2 separate regions of the Homo sapiens genome follow, and region 1 is linked to region 2. Evidence: chromatin contacts called from ENCODE Hi-C or POLR2A ChIA-PET data. All regions are on one chromosome and are shown on one strand. Each heading gives the region's core, a stretch centred on a gene start or an enhancer-like site at or near the end of the contact. The rest is flanking DNA. Distances are from core to core; before and after follow the strand shown. Region 1 overlaps ZFYVE26 (zinc finger FYVE-type containing 26). Region 2 holds the start of PIGH (phosphatidylinositol glycan anchor biosynthesis class H).

Region 1 (2,700 bases), core at 8-2,507, 170 kb before region 2:
CAAAAATTAGCCGGGCATGGTGGCACAAAGCTGTGGTCCCCACTACTTGGGAGGCTGAGGTGGAAGGATTGCTTGAGCCTGGGAGGCAGAGGTTGCAGTGAGCCGAGATCGCACCAATGCACTCCAGCCTGGGCAACAGAGTGAGACCCTGTTTCAAAAAAATAAAGAAGTGGGTAAGAGGTGGACACAGTGCCCTTCTTCCCAGTAAAATGACATAACTTAAAAGCCAGAGTTTTGGCAGTGCTACTTAGAACATCTGAAATTTGTTTAGTTCCACTTCTGCTTTCTTGTAGAATCTGGTTCCTTCTTCCAGGGTCTTTCAGCCTTTTGAAAGGGGAAGGATAATTTCTGCCACCCAGCTGCCTTTGGAGAATGCTCTGGCCCCTGGACTCACCGTGTGTTCTCCCTTCTTCCACCCCGGCCAGGCCCCCAGCGCCTCCTTGTGCATTGCCATCCTGAATCTGCACCGGGACAGCATTGCCTGTGGTCACCAGCTGATTGAGCACTGCTGCAGGCTCTCCAAGGGCCTCACCAACCCAGAGGTGGATGCCGGGCTGCTCACGGACATCATGAAGCAGCTGCTGTTCAGCGCCAAGATGATGTTCGTCAAAGCCGGCCAGAGCCAAGACTTGGCTCTTTGTGACAGGTAGAGGGCAGTGGGTCTCTATTCTTTTACACAGGAGCAGTTTCTAGCCAGCTTCTTTTTCTGACCCCACTGTGATTTTTTTATCTCACCATCCTCTCTGACAAGACATGCTGAAAGATTTTTCATCTGTGTAATGTTGATGAAACGGTGTTGCCAGATCTCAAGTGTTCTTCCCCATCCTACCTGACACCCTGTGTCCTTTTCTTTTTCAGAGCAGACCCTCAAAGCAGAGTTTACTCTAGCTATACCAGTCAGAAAGAGAGTAAAGACTTTCATTAGTTGATTTGTCATTAAAGTCAATGTAGGGAACCACCTTTAGTCTCTGTGGGACTTTCTGGCTTTTAAAGAAAATGTGTCCTCCTTGAATGTCCAGTGATTAGCCTTGAACAAAACTCTACTCCAATCCTGACCAAATTCAAACTGTGACTTCAGTGAATTCTGGATAATAGATTTTAAAAAGCACTCTGGGAATTGGTCTATTCCTGTGTCCCAGGTAGGAACTGGGGTCATAAAGTAGAAGTGTGTATGGAAAAGGTATGATTAGACCTCCCTCAGGTTCCTGTACAACCGGTTTTGACTCCATCCATTAACCTGACAGTGACTCCTAATTCCCTGCTTATCCACTCAAATGTGTGACTCAGATTGTGTGTTCCCAGCACTCAGTCCTAACCAGATTTGGGAGAAGGGAGCATAATTTTCTCTGCGGTATCATTGCCTCCCTCAGACATTTGCTTGGAATACTTGCCTACAGACTCAGCAGCCAGCATGGAGCACAGCAAATCCCAGCTTCACGACTTCCTAGCTCTGTTAACCCCTCTAGGCCTCAGTCTCCTCCTCTATAAAATGGGGTAGTAATACTGATCTCATGGGGCTGTTACGAGGATAAAATGAGATCATCCATGTAAATGGTGAAGAACTAAGCCTGGTATATACTGTGTATTCCGAAAATGTTAGTAATTTTTATTATTTTTAGTAACAAAAACTAGAAGGTTGAGAAAAGCAGGAGGAGGTGAAACAAAGTAGAAGGAAGTGAAAAGGAACTAATCTGATTCCTTTATATCAAGAGGTAATAGATTCTACATCATTTTTCAAGTTGATAAATGAAGAAACAGATATGTGTTAAATTTTTGAAATAACCATGAAAAGAATAAAAAATCTACCTAATTATGAGAAAAGGATAGGAGGAGGAAAAAAAAGATGGAAAACAAAGGAAACATGAAAAAAGACTTAAGGCAAAAGTAAAAATATATTCAAATATATCTCAAGTATCAGTAATGTAAATGAAAAAAGGAAAAGATATTTAGATTGGGGAGAAAACAAACTTCACATCAAGTCCTGTATTTCCTTTAAAATGTAATACAGATGAAGGAAATATCCATTTTTAGGCTCAGGGCAGCAGAAAGTAAGGAAGTCCTCACTTTAATAGGATTCTCACCCACCCCAAGGTGTCTTGCGCGTCTTTGACAGTTTACAGCAATGGTTTCTATTTAAACAGCCTTTTCTCTGATCCTGCATTCAGACACGCCCACTCTAAGAATCTTTCCCTTTGCACCAGTTTGTTGATGGGAGTGGATTCATTGCTCACATGTGTCGCCATGCAAATCACTTACAAACTCTTGGATTTCAGAGTATTTTTCTAATGTTTTTAACTCATACCCCCTTCTGATAGACAAACAAATAAATAAATATAGGCTTAAAAACAAAACTCAGCTGGGTGCAGTGGCTCTTGTCTGTAATTCCAGCTACTCAAGAGGCTGAGGGAAGAGGATCCCGAGGCCAGGAGTTCGAGACCAGCCTGGGCAATGTAGTGAGACCCTGTCTCTAAAAACATAAAAATAAACTCACCACCTACTACAAATGTTTTCATTTCCCAAATATGCAAAAATATTATGAGTGCCGATGCTCTTATACACTATACTTTCCTCTCCCCCATCCCTACATTGTTAAGAATCACTGATGTACAGAATCCCTTTCTAGGTAATTGGTGGATAAGTCAGGATCCACAGAGGTTTTTGCTGCAGTTATGAGACGAGATTCAGGAACCTTGAGTGTAG
Region 2 (2,700 bases), core at 201-2,700:
GTTGGCCAGGCTGATCTTGAACTCCTGACCCAAGTGATCTGCCCTCCTCAGCCTCCCAAAGTGCTGAGATTACAGGCATGTGCCACCATGCCCAGCCCATCACAAGTGTTTTGACAGTCCACATAGCCACTCCTGGGCCACATCAGAAGTAAAAATGGAACTCATAGGCCACTATTACTCATGAGTTTAGTAATTTTATTATCCATTTCTTCTGCATCTCCCGCTCCTGCTTAATTCCCAGCCAGGTCTTGCCTGTCTACCACGGTCCAAGCAGTCATTTGGGAGACAGAACTCCCAGGCAGTGAAATCCAAACTCCTTACCAGACCCTACAAGACCCTCTTGGATCTGACCCCTACCTGCCTCCCCAGCTTCCAACTGTTTTCCCCACACACCAACCTTTCTCGCCTTTTGATTATTTCATTAAGCCAAGCTTGTTCCAACTTCGAGGGGTTTGCCTTTCCTGGTCTTTCTTTCTGGCAAATTCCTCCTCCAGAGCTCCTTCAGTCCTGTCTGGCTCGTCACCCTTGTAACTCAGTGTCCTCTTACTTAGAGACTTCGCCTGACTGCCCTATGTAAAGTCCTCAGTCCATCCCTGCCAGTCAGCATAGTATTGCCAACGATACTCTCTTATTTCCATATTGTCTCCTACTAGAAAGGAAGCTGCCCGAGGGCAGAGACTGTCATCAACATCGTTCACTGCTGCATCCTCAAGCACCTCAAACTACCCGGCACAGGAAAAGAGTAAGTGAAATGAATACCCGTGGGCTCTCCTTGCGGCTCACTCTGGCTTAGAGAAATCGGCTTGCCAAGCAAAAGCATGATTAAAACTGTGGGTTTGGGCTGGGTGCGGTGGCTCACGCCTGTAATCCCAGCACTTCGGGAGGCCGAGGCGGGCGAATCACCTGAGGTCAGGAGTTTGAGACCAACCTGGCCAACATGGTGAAACCTGTCTCTACTAAAAATACAAAAATCAGCAGGGCGTGGTGGCGCGCGCCTGTAATCCCAGCTACTCAGGAGGCTTAGGCAGGAGAATCGCTTGAACCCGGGGGAAGCAGGTTGCAGTGAGCCGACGTCGCGCCATTCCGTCTCAAAACAAAAACAAACTGTGGGTTTGTTTTGAGACAGGGTCTTGCTCTCTCGCACAGGCTAGAGAGCAGGGGCATGATCTCCGCTCACTGCAACCTCGACCTCCCAGGCTCAAGCGATCCTCCCGCCTTGGCCTCCCAGTGCTGGACTACAGGCCTGAGTCAACGCGCCCGGTCTAAAAACGATTTTAATCTTTCCACTTAACTATTGCCCCGACGAGGTTTTTTCGAAGACAGTCAAGGCCGGCCCGGAAGAACGCACAACCATCAGCCCCCAGCAGAGCTCTCGGCGCGCAACTGAGGCTGCGCAGGCTTAGGGCGGGGCGTGGTGACGCGGCTGCCGGAAGCGGGTCTGGAGCGGGCGAGACGGCCAGGGCCGGCGAGCGCAGTGCAGCGCCGCGCGGTGCGGGCGGCCGAGTGGGGGCGTCATGGAGGATGAGCGGAGCTTTTCGGATATCTGCGGCGGCCGCCTGGCGCTGCAGCGCCGCTACTACTCCCCGTCCTGCCGGGAATTCTGCCTCAGCTGCCCTCGGCTCTCGCTGCGTTCGCTCACCGCTGTCACCTGCACGGTGTGGCTGGCGGCCTACGGACTCTTCACCCTCTGCGAGGTAATGGCAAGTCGGCCCCTCCCCGCGCTCGAAGGAGGGGGTTCGGCTTTGGGAGGGTCTTTGGGGTCTTTGGTCGAGCCCGGACCTCTGGTCGGCCCCTCCTACAGTGATAGGACAGGAGGGCGGGAACTCACGGGTTCTGGGGACGATATTCCGCTGCTGGACAGCTCTTTAAATGACGTTTAGTGAAATGTGTGCTCCTGGATAGTACATTCCCCTTCCGTGGCTGTGCTCTGCTCCGTGGGTTCACTCAGCATACATCTAGTTCTTGCGCGACGGCCTAAAACTTTAACTGCCATGTGTTCTATGTAGTATAGGCGCGCAGTAATTTAATTCCAAGAGTTCAAGGAACTACTAAGTGGGTCTTCCTCGTCCATCCCTTCTGCTCCTCAAAGTAGTACTGCTAACAATACTTTACGTAGACTTCCACAAACTGTCTTTGCCTCCACAAGTGTGTGTGTTTATCTGTGTGTATAGATAGAGTGTTATAGTTCTTCCTAATCTCTGTTTTTCAAGGGAGTTTTTTAACCCTCCCTCCTCCCAAACCCTTCCCCAATTTCAAGTACTTTCTAAAGGTTTATGAAATTTTGGACGTGTGTGATAGCTGTGCTCAATTTCCAGATTCATTCCTGTTTTCTCTGAGCCTCAATTTTCTACATCTCTAAAATAGAATTCATGCCTGCCATACCAGCTTCATGATATTGTGAGGGTTAAATGCAGTAACTTTGTGACAGCTCTCAAATAAAAAGAATTATCCTAATTTTCAGGATAAGTTCTAGTTTCATATGTAGTGCCTGAATTGAATGTATTATCCCAGAAGTGATCTAATCAGAGCTAAGTACAGCAGGGCTATTTATTTTTGTAACTTGGATATTGTTTCCATTACTGCATCCATTCGCTTTTTTGCTGTCAAAGCGTGTTTCAGAGCATGGTAATTTAGCATAGAAATATGCAGAATTAAGACTGCCCTAATTGCAGGAAACTATCTAACTATCTAAACCGTATG

The links. A loop is a pair of places that touch in the nucleus more often than their neighbours do. ChIA-PET counts read pairs that join two places held with the same protein, here RNA polymerase II (POLR2A). Pooled maps may share reads with other maps.
Region 1: a pooled map shows a loop between it and region 2 (1.9-fold over the local background). The contact joins the enhancer-like site here to the promoter of PIGH in region 2. A Hi-C loop is called at or near these places in 4 of 50 pooled maps. POLR2A ChIA-PET finds 5 or more read pairs at or near these places in 3 of 52 experiments (BJ, HEK293 and WTC11).

The regions. Positions count from the first base shown.
Region 1 is chr14:67,764,173-67,766,872 of GRCh38, reverse strand. ZFYVE26 (zinc finger FYVE-type containing 26) reads left to right here. Exons shown (of 42, transcript NM_015346.4): 32 at 426-646. Among named protein-coding and RNA genes, the nearest start is that of ZFYVE26, 51 kb to the left of the region's middle. Within about 2 kb of position 1,257, at least 6 of the 41 ENCODE cell types and tissues checked have a DNase peak (open chromatin) inside an H3K27ac peak, as active enhancers do.
Region 2 is chr14:67,599,018-67,601,717 of GRCh38, reverse strand. PIGH (phosphatidylinositol glycan anchor biosynthesis class H) reads left to right here and starts at 1,450. Exons shown (of 4, transcript NM_004569.5): 1 at 1,450-1,694. The coding sequence starts at 1,515. It also overlaps a transcript of GPHN not described here. RefSeq lists an enhancer at 1,453-1,772.